Regions from separate parts of the Homo sapiens genome. Here all the other regions are linked to region 3. The links are chromatin contacts, found by Hi-C or POLR2A ChIA-PET in ENCODE. All regions are on one chromosome and are shown on one strand. The core of a region is the stretch at or near the end of the contact, and the rest is flanking DNA. Distances in the headings are between cores, read along the strand shown.

Evidence for each region. Hi-C counts contacts between places; a loop is a spot of excess contacts on that map. ChIA-PET counts read pairs that join two places held with the same protein, here RNA polymerase II (POLR2A). Pooled maps may share reads with other maps.
Region 1: a pooled map shows a loop between it and region 3 (3-fold over the local background). The contact joins the promoter of TJAP1 here to the promoter of RPL7L1 in region 3. A Hi-C loop is called at or near these places in 2 of 50 pooled maps. POLR2A ChIA-PET finds 5 or more read pairs at or near these places in 3 of 52 experiments (A673, Panc1 and naive thymus-derived CD4-positive, alpha-beta T cell).
Region 2: a loop to region 3 is called in a map of MCF 10A, with 7 times the contacts of the local background. The contact joins the enhancer-like site here to the promoter of RPL7L1 in region 3. A Hi-C loop is called at or near these places in 4 of 168 maps with a recorded cell type or tissue (HCT116, MCF 10A, PC-9 and 1 more), 1 of 37 single-sample maps with no recorded cell type and 2 of 50 pooled maps. POLR2A ChIA-PET finds 5 or more read pairs at or near these places in 6 of 52 experiments (A673, HEK293T, OCI-LY7 and 3 more).

What each region holds. Positions count from the first base shown.
Region 1 is chr6:43,475,260-43,478,871 of GRCh38, reverse strand. TJAP1 (tight junction associated protein 1) reads right to left here and starts at 1,302. Exons shown (of 11, transcript NM_001350562.2): 1 at 1,244-1,302; 2 at 640-785. RefSeq lists an enhancer at 159-952.
Region 2 is chr6:42,238,505-42,241,728 of GRCh38, reverse strand. All of the region lies in intron 15 of TRERF1 (transcriptional regulating factor 1), which reads left to right. Among named protein-coding and RNA genes, the nearest start is that of MRPS10, 22 kb to the right of the region's middle. Within about 2 kb of position 1,853, at least 3 of the 41 ENCODE cell types and tissues checked have a DNase peak (open chromatin) inside an H3K27ac peak, as active enhancers do; they include PC-9 and mammary epithelial cell, where a contact is called at or near this core.
Region 3 is chr6:42,878,364-42,881,750 of GRCh38, reverse strand. It overlaps RPL7L1 (ribosomal protein L7 like 1), which reads right to left and starts at 2,135. Exons shown (of 6, transcript NM_001366481.3): 1 at 1,800-2,135; 2 at 785-890. The coding sequence starts at 1,840. RefSeq lists enhancers at 1,874-1,933, 1,209-2,165, 1,954-2,423, 2,166-3,123.

The sequences.
Region 1 (3,612 bases), core at 53-2,552, 600 kb before region 3:
TAAACATTCCCAGAGCTTTACATCAGTCCACTTGATCTCTTACCAGAAACTGATCTACATTTTTTCTCTCTAATCCCAACCTGCCTTTCCCTCACCTCTGATACCCCCACCAAAATCCACATCCCCAGAGGAACACTAATGAGCCCTTCTTACCAAAAAAGCAAAAGTAGACACACAGCGAGAATGAATTCAGGAGTCAGTGACAGCAGGTACCTAAATGGTCAGTGAACACGATCAGAATTTGTTTTCTCGTGACTCCCCACCATCTGTCACCCACAAATCTCCACTTCCAGGCAGGACGCCAAAGTGAAGAAGTGATGGGGATATTGAAGCAGAAACAATGAGCATGTAGGAAACTGCTTGTGACAGGGATGTGTTAACATCCTTCGGCCTGGTCTCTAGGCCTCTGTCCAGGTTTACTTGCATAGGTGAAGGCACACAAGGCTTAATTCTACACCAACTCTCAAAAGTCAGCCTGCAATCTACGCCAAACACTAACTTAAGGACCTCAGACAAAGGACAAACTCTATAAAAGTGAGCCCTTTTCAGACCAAATGTTTCTTGGCATCACTCTAAGCCCATGCATCCTCCTCCCAGGGAGCATGCCAGCCAGAAACCTGTCACTGGAAGCCACCTTACCCGCTCTGGGGTTGGACTGGGGCAAGTCGCTATCTCTTCTTCTTTCCAAGTAGGCACTGTAATTTCTTCCAGTCCCTGGGGCACCTGAATCTTCAGCTGAAATTGGGGCAGATGCTGCTAACAGCTGTGGAAAGGCTGATCTAAGCCTAGAAGAGGGTCATTTGACTGGCTTTAGTTCCCTCCTTAGCAGATCTGCCCGGCATCCTCCAGATCTCTCTTCCTCACTATCCCACTCTACTAGAAAGATCCCTTTCCCCTCTGGCCGGCCAGATACAGTCGGGCCTCTATCCCACGCTCCAGGCTTCTTTATTCGCGGCTAAGAAATTTTCCTCCAACTTGTGACTCTGCTTCTCCAGGGCCTGCACAACACCTACTTCTGGCTGCCCCGCCCCCAAATCCCCCTCCCCTAGGGCTGCCACTGGACCCTAGGGCCCCGGTCCGCCCCAGCTCCTTTTTTTCCTCTCCGCCTCGGACCTTACTCCATTCCATCTCCTCTTTTCAACCCTGGAGCCAGTACCCCCTTCGCCCCTACTACAGGCTAGGGCCCCCGCAATCCTCCCCAACTCTGGCTTCCCCGCCCGACTACTCCAACCCCACAACAAACTTTCCGCCGCTGCCAGCTGCGTTCAGGCCGCCATCTTGCCGCGGGGCAGGCCGGGTAGTGGCCAGGGCCGCGGGAATCCCCACGCACTTGGCGTGTCGCGTCATCTGAGGCGGGGCCATGGGGGCGGGGCCTCGGGTTGGGGAGGTGGGACACTAGGTAGGTGATGGTGAAAAATGGGGCTCTCCTGAAAGCAGGGATTGGAGGACTGGCCACAGAAGGAAGGAGGTGTCAGGAGCAGGGCAATAGCGGGAAGCGGGGAAAGAATCCAGTACTGAAAGAAAAAAAAAAAAAAAAAGAATAGGGGAACACATCTCAAAGATACAGTGGGAGAGAGAATCGTGCTACTGGTTCCCCGTCATCCAGAGAATAAAACCAGCTTTTCAGTTTGGCATTCAAAGATCCGCATGATCCAGGCTCTTCCACCTTCATCAGCCTCATTTTTTGCCTCTCCTGGGAACTTCAGGTTCCCAAATTGTCCTTTGTTTTCAGGACATCGGGCCTTAAGATGTCTAATCTCTCTCCTCCTCCTTTGCATCATCAATTCCTCCTATTCCTTCAAACCATCAGCTAAAATGTCACCTCCCCCAGAAAGATTTCCCTTTAGTGCTCCTTTTGCTGGGCATCACTAGCAACTTGTACATAGCTTTACTGTAGCTGTCCCGTGCAGTGTAATTATTTATTTACATGTTATACCACTTTTGCCCTGCTGCTTCTTCAGGGCAAAAACTATGTTTGATTGCATCTTCATACTCCCTAGCAGGTGCTTGGCACACAATAATTGCCTAATGAATAAATGGCATGTTTTCCTCCAATGCATTAAGCATATTTCTGCCTCAGGGTCTCTAAATTTGCTATTCCCCATACCTGGAATGTTCTTCCTCCAAATATTGACTCTCATTTGTGTCTTTGCTCAAGTGTCATCACTTTAGAGAAGCCTTCCTTGGCCACTCAATCTAAATCAGCATCCCTATTCTCCTTTACCCTGCTTTAATGTTTTCATTCATAGTACTTATCATTATCTGACATTATATTAAATATTTATTGTTTATTGATCATCTCCCCACTACAAAGCAAACTCCAGAGGTCTGGGATGTTTTCTTGCTCATCACAGTATCCCCAGTGTCTAAAACAATGCCTGGCATAGTAGGTATTCAATAGATTTTTTTTATTCTGTTTGTTTAATTAATTAATTAATTTTTGAGACAGGGTCTCACTCTGTTGCCCAGGCTGGAGTGTAGTGGTGCGATCTCGGCTCACTGCAACCTCCGCCTCCCGGGTTCAAGTGATTCTCCCACCTCAGTTTCCTGTGTAGCTGGGATTACAGGCGCATGCCAGCTAATTTTTTGTATTTTTAGTAGAGATGGGAGTTCCACCATTCCACCATGTTGGCCAGGCTGGTCTCGAACTCCTGACCTCAAGTGATCCACCTGCCTCAGCCTCCCAAAGTGCTGAGATTACAGGTGTGAGCCACTGCACCGGCCAGTAAATATTTATTGAATGAATAAATGGTATGGAGGTTGGTGATTGACAGATTTTGGAATATACTGGTGGAGAAGAGGGGTTGAAAATACTATAAAATAAGAAAATGCATAGATGGAAGTTACATGACCTCAAGGCCCCACTTAGCACTAACAGGAATGGTAGCAAAGACAAGCCCCAGACTCAGCAAAGGAGAGAGTGAGATGAGGATCAGGTGGAATTCTGCAGCTGGGTCCTCAGGGAGCACAGCCATCCTAGGAAAGCCCCAGGGCACCGAGCAGGCCAGGTAGAGGAAATGAGGAAGGCTGGAGGCCAGGAGTCTCCTCAGACCTAAAGACATCATCCACCCCGAGCCCAGGCCTCTCTTGGCCAGATGGTTCCGGAGAAGCATCTGTCCCTCCATAAATTATCCAGGGCCCCCTCCAGCCTATCCTCTCTGGTGACAGCCGGAACAATTGTCCAGGAATTCCATCTGCTCCCCTGTCCCTCTCCCCTCCGCAGCTCATCAACATTTCAGAGCAGCAAGGTATCCCATTTCCCTGGGCCTAGAGATGGAGCTGGTCTGCCCCTTGGTGAAGCTGATCTCATGTACCCACCCCCCATCAACGCACACACACAAAAACCTCAGCAGAGGCTTCCAGATTCCCAGAGGGAGAGGTCAGCCATTTTTATTTCCCATCCCATCCATGCCTTTCTATCCTATATATCTTTTTAAAAATTAATTTAATAAAATTACACTAACTAAACTAGCCTGGCCAACATAGTGAAACCCCCTCTCTACTAAAAATACAAAAATTAGTTGGGCATGGTGGCATGCACTTGTAGTCCCAGCTACTCAGGAGGCTGAGGCAAGAGAATTGCTCGAACCCGGAAGGCGGAGGTTGTGGTGA
Region 2 (3,224 bases), core at 604-3,103, 640 kb after region 3:
GCAGTTTGGGAGGCCAAGGTGGGCAGATCATCTAAGGTCAGGAGTTCGAGACCAGCCTGGCTAACATGGTGAAACCCATTTCTAATAAAAATACAAAAAATTAGCCAGGCGTGGTAGCACACACCTGTAATCCCAGCTACTCGGGAGGCTGAGGCAGGAGGATCGCTTGAACCCAGGAGGCAGAAGTTGCGGTGAGCCGAGATTGCACCATTGCACTCCAGCTTGGGCAACGAGAGCAAAACTCCATCTGAAAAAAAAAAATTGGACTCATTAATGCTTCAAAGCCTATGCTTCTAACTAATAATTGATCCTAGCTATGAAATATACATACATAAATACATTTATATTTGAGCCCAAATAACAGAGAAAGTAGAAATCTGTAGAATAGAATGGTATTGCTATTTTTTTCAATCAGAGATGGCAGTATTCTACATTCAGGATTTCTTGTGACCAGGGCTTTTGTTTGACTCATTTAAGTAGTGATGTATGATATCAGAATAGTCTTTTGCTCGTTTGTGGCCTAATGTTTTAAAAAACATGTGATCACCCAGGCACTGTGGCTCACACCTGTAATCCCAGCACTTTGGGAGGCCAAGGTAGGTGGATCACGAGGTCAGGAGATCGAGACCACCCTGGCCAACATGGTGAAACCCCATCTCTACTAAAAAATTAACTGGACGTGGTAGTGCACGCCTGTAGTCCCCACTATTCAGGAGGCTGAGGCAGGAGAATTGCCTGAACCCGGGAGGTGGAGGTTGCAGTGAGCAGAGATTGCGCCACCGTACTCCAGCCTGGGCAACAGAGTGAGACTACATCTCAGAAAAAAAAACAAAAAACAAAAAACAGTATGCTCTCCTCCAGTTCAGTCAACTAAAAGCAGTTGAACTCCCACAATGTAAACAGCAATGTGTATGTAGTGCTGTGGGTAACCCGGGATGTTAAATGGCCCTTCCCTCCTCTCCCCCGACCACACAGAACATATGTCCTTGTTGGGAAGATATAACACATGTAAGTGGAAATACACCATGAACCCCAAGAGTGTTTAAAAGCAGTATGCAATGAGATCCAGAAAGTCTTAGATGCAGCGTTAAGGACTCTTTCACCCAATTTCACCATTTTACAGGAAGAAAGTTGAGACCCAGAGAGAGGAAGGGGCTTGCCCCAGGTCACACAGAGCATTGCTTTCCAAATGAGTAGAAGAGACAGTAAACAAGGAAGCACAAAGATTCCTAGCCTTGAAGACCTAGGCTTTGCTCCTAGGCTTGCTGGTCTGTAAAATGGCCAGATGATTTAAATGATTTAGAAAGTCCCTTCCAATTCTGGAATGTTCTGGGCTCTGTCAGTGCCGTGTTTTGGAAGAGGGGCAAAATCAGAGAATATGGTCTTCTAAGGTAAATTGGTGTATCTTAGGCTTGGGTGTTATCAAGTGCCTAGGACAGTGCACAGTGCCTGGCATAATACAGTCACTCAATAAATGTTTGTTAAATGAATGAGTGAATATTTTTCGAAGATAGGAGTTGCTCTGATTCATAAACATTCCTTCTGTGAATTCACTGGAGGGAGATGGAATGAACAAGGGGATGCTGAGCAGAGGAGTGACACTAACAAAGATGTTTCCACACAAGGCAGAGGCACCGTCTCGGACTGCCTGGGCTTCGAAGATGGGTAGGGAGACCCAGGCCGGCGTGAAGCTTCAGATTAAGGAGGAGAGGGTAAGAGGGTGCCCAAGGGGCCACACCCTCTTGGGTTTATTCACCAGGAGCCAGTGTTAGGCTGGGCCAGGAGTGTCCACACCCTCATTACTTGTGAGCTTAGGGAGAGCAAAAGGCTTATGTGCAGAGATGACTCAGGCCCACAAAAAAAAAACAAGAAAATCTTGATTAAAGGCCAATATGGCAGCTCACAGCTCCTTTGTGGGCACTGTGTGCACAGTCAGCCTTCTAAGCATAGTTTGCCGAGTGGAGATGAAAAATTGGGATCATGGGGATCCTGGGGAGGGTGCGCCTGGGGAGGGTGTGCAAGGCACAGTCCTAAGATGTGGTCCTACTCTTTGTCCTCGGGGCCTGCCTGGGACACCTGGGATAGCTCTCCTGATCATGTATCTTCAATGTTTTACGTAAGGGCGGGTGACCATTTCCCTCCAGATGGAACATGAAGGAACATGCTCAGGTGGTTCAGGGATTATTGAGGACTTGAGAGGGGAAAAGAAGGAGGTTTGAAAGGAATGATTGCCCTTTAGCTAAGTAGCCGGGAGGTCAACAGAGCACAGCTGCTCACTCAGCAGGGGCAGTGTGACTGGAAGCAGAGGCAGGGAGCCAAGATGGGTTCTGTTAATGAGGTGAGAGGAGAAGGTGCTGGCCACACCTTCCTGTCCCCTGCCTGTGCTCATGCTCCCCGACTCAGGACAAATATATGGGGCTGGCTGTGATCAAAATTTAGCACAATTCAAGAAACCAACTGAGGCAGTTAACTGACTGTGGAAAACAGCAATCAGGGCTCCAAGGGCAAAGGTAGAACTCACCATGATGTCAGCACAGTTACCTACAGCACAGTCCATTGATGGGGGCCTTGGGAAACATCCTCCTTCCCTTTGGCATTTCAAAGCAGCTGGTTCCAGTAATATTGAGAGATTTAGGATCTCTAAGCCATTTACAGATGGATAAACATGCACCTGTGGACATGTGCAGCCAGACCAAAGAGTGAAGAAGGTTGAGGTTTTGGAATAAGATAGGCCAGGTTTTGAATCTCAGTTCAACTTTTTTACCAGCTGTGTGACCTTGAGAAACTTATTTATTGGGTCAATTTCCTCATTTGTTTAAAAATGAAAAAATTTTACAGTGTTATGAGAACTAGAAATTGTGTGTGTGTGTGTGTGTGTGTGTGTGTGTGTGTGAAATGCATGATTCTCAGCAGGCATTCAATGTTGTCATCGTCATCATTATTATTAGTGACTAACACACAAATTTGTGTCTTTGAGCAGATTTGGGTTGTTGAGCATTTGTATTCTGACTTACCAATTTCTCATAATATGAATTCCATTTGCATGCTTGGGAAATAAAAATATCCTCCTCAAGAAACTCTTATTGTGGACACTCGAGGGTCTGAGCACCATGTTAAATGTATGGCCTCCTCCCCACCCCCATATTTGCCCACCTTCTAATTTTGGAATATAGTAAGTGTTTTGTTTCACAATATATCATAAAATGACCAACTTGTTGTTACGA
Region 3 (3,387 bases), core at 886-3,385:
GTTAAAAAAAAAATTAGCCAGGTGTGGTGGCGCATGCTTGTAATCCTAGCTACTTGGTTGGCTGAGGCACGAGAATTGCTTGAGCCCAGTAGGCAGAGGTTGCAGTGAGTCGAGATTGTGCCACTGCACTCCACTCTAGGCAAGAGTGAGACTCTTGCCTCAAAATAAATAAATAAATAAATAAAGCTATTAAGCAATCCAGAGAGGATTTAAACTACATAGGCGGAAGGAGTATAGATTATATGCAAATACTACAACCAGTTATTTATTTATTTATTTATTTTTTGAGAGAGTGTCTCGCTCTGTCGCCCAGGCTGGAGTACAGTGGCACGAACTTGGCTCACTGCAACCTCCACCTCCCGAGTTCACGCCATTCTCCTGCCTCGGCCTCCCGAGTAGCTGGGACTACAGGAGCCTGCCACCATGCCCGGCTAATTTTTTATATTTTTAGTAGAGACGGGGTTTCACCGTGTTAGCCAGGATGGTCTCGATCTCCTGACCTCGTGATACGCCCGCCTCGGCCTCCCAAAGTGCAGGGATTACAGGCGTGAGCCACCGCGCCCGGCCTACTACAACCATTTTATATAAGGGACTTCAGCAGTCTGAGATTTAGGCATCTGTGGGAGTCCTGGAACCAACCCCTTAAGGACACTGAGAGACAACTATACCTGGTCTGTCAAACCGTTGGGGGGAGCTCGTCAATACCAAATGTAGTCCAACACATGCGGGATAAAACTCACCAAATAAAAATTCTAATTACTTTCTCTTGGTTCCCCACCATTACCTCCTTCTTTGCCAAAAGTGCCTGCTTTGCCTGGGTGGCTTTGAGGGCTTGATAAGCCTTCCTCTTTTTCAGGAGATTTTCTGGAACCAAAGGGATTTTTCTTTGCCTGATGCAGAAAATTGAGATCAGAGATAACATTTAGAAAAGAACACTTGGCCGGGCTCGGTGGCTCAAGCCTGTAATCCCAGCACTCTGGGAGGCCGAGGTGGGTGGATTACCTGAGGTCAGGAGTTCGAGACCAGCCTGACCAACATGGTGAAACCCCCGTTTCTACTAAAAATAAAAAATCAGCTGGGCGTGGTGGCGCACGCCTGTAATCCCAGCTACTCGGGAGACTGAGGCAGGAGAATCGCTTGAACCCGGGAGGCGGAGGTTGCACCGAGCCGAGATCCCGACACTGCGCTCCAGCCTGGGGGACAGAGCAAGACTCCGTCTCAAAACAAAAACAACAACAAAAAAGAAAACGAACATTCAATGGATTTCCAAACCAATTCAATATCCTGGGCTTTAGGGAACATTACTGTTTTCAAGTATCTGAAGAAAGATTCCCCTGAAACCTGCGGTTTCTGACTCCAGGCCTCATAAATCCATCCCTAATAGTCACTCATCCCCAAAGCCTCGGAAAATAATGAATCCTTTAGCCTCTGGGTTCGTATAAGTTAACAGGGTTTTCACGGCCACAGTTCTTCATAGGCACTAGCAGCGACGAATCTATGGGGTTGGGGCGGGGGCAGGCCTATCTGCAGAGTTAACACTTGTCGGGCTGGGTGAATTCAACTGTGGCACTCCAGCCCGCTGCCTGAAGTCAATCCTCGCCTCTCCAGATAACCCGAACTTGACCGCGGTCCCCTCCCTCCTCCGCCACAGCGCTACTCCTCCTCACCCCCACCCTTTGTAAACTGTGGCCTTTTCTATTCCTAGAGCCCACAGGAATCCGCCACCAAGGCATAAACACCGTGGATGGCACCGGATACTCAAGACCCCACTCCAGATATTCAAAGCCCCAAACACTCACTCTTGCTCCGCCATCTTTCTAGTGGTGCAGCTACTGATCATGCGCAACCCCACCACATGGGGAAGACAGCACACGCTCTGTTTACTTGACCATAGAGACGTCTGTTCTAGCTCACGCTGGAGGACCAGTCAGCGTTCACTTAGCCGCAGTGAGCCCTTGAGGTCCCGCTAACCCCGATTCCTGCCAAAAGTTGCACCGCTTCTTAGGGTTTTTAGAGCCTGTGTTATTTTCAAAACCCAGCCCTTTTCTTGTAAGTTACAGTTTCATCACAAGCGGCCTGGCTGTGGACAGCAAAGTGCTTCCCACAATGCACCTATGGCGTCCGCTCCTAGCTACGGCGCCGCACTTCCGGCGCGGCTGTGCTGCGTCTCTGGGGAGGAAGACAGGCAAACTCCGCGAAACATTTTCGCTCTGTGGAAAAACTTGGAGGCTATGGCTTTGGCTCTCACGTGTAGGTGGAAGTGTTTGTTGAGGACTTAGAGTGGTAAAGCAGGTAGCTGCAATTCCGTCTGCTTGGCCCCGTCGATGCGTCCTTGAACACGTTATTTAACCCCTCTATACTGCGGCTTCATTACCCATAAAATGGGTGTACAGTAATAATAGGTCTACCTAATGGCGTTACGAGGATTACAGGAGATTAGATAAAGCGTTTAGCAGTGTCTGTCAGCACTATGTTTGTTACTATTACTGCTGGACCGAAAACTACAACATGCTTCCTTCCCGTCTAAAACCGTTACACAGGCCGGGCGCGGTGGCTCACGCCTGTAATCCCAGCACTTTGGGAGGGAGGCCGAGACGGGAGGATCACCTGAGGTCAGGAGTTCGAGATCAGCCTGGCCAACACGGCGAAACCCCGTCTTGGGCGGAGGTTACAGTGAGCCGAGATCGCGCCACTGCCCACCAGCCTGGGCGACAGAGCAAGACTCCGTCTCAAAAAAACAAAAAGAAAAGAAAAGAAAAAAAAAGAATAAAAATAAAACCCTTATGCAGCTCTCATCGCCCGGAATTTGCGTTCTTCCCTCCCAGTCTATATAGAATCCTGAAAAACAGTAGGTCGGGCCGGTGGCTTTCACCTGTAATCCCAGCACTTTGGGAGGCCAAGGCAGGTGGATCACTTGAGGTCAGGAGTTGGAGACCAGCATGGCTAAGATGGTGAAACCCCGTCTCTACTAAAAATACAAAAAATTAGCTGGGCGTGGTGGCTCGCGCCTGAAGTCCCAGAAGGCGGAGGCTGCGTGAGCCGAGTTTGTGCCACTTGCACTCCAGCCTGGGCGACAGAGCGAGACAGTCTCAAAAAAAACAAGAAATAAATTTTTTTTAAAATTAAAAATCCTGAAAAACAACACAAGTCTTATCATCTCTGGAAACCTCCAGAGCAGCGCTTCTCAAGCATTAATAGTGAATAGGAGTCACCTGAAGATTTTACTAAAATACAGATTTTTATTCAGGAGGCCGGGTGGGGAGCTGATATTCTGCTTTTTTTTTTTTTTTTTTTTTGAGATGGCGTCTCGCTCTGTCGCCCAGGCTGGAGTGCAGTGGCGCGATCTTGGCTCACTGCAAGCTCCGCCTCCCGGGTTCACGCCATTCT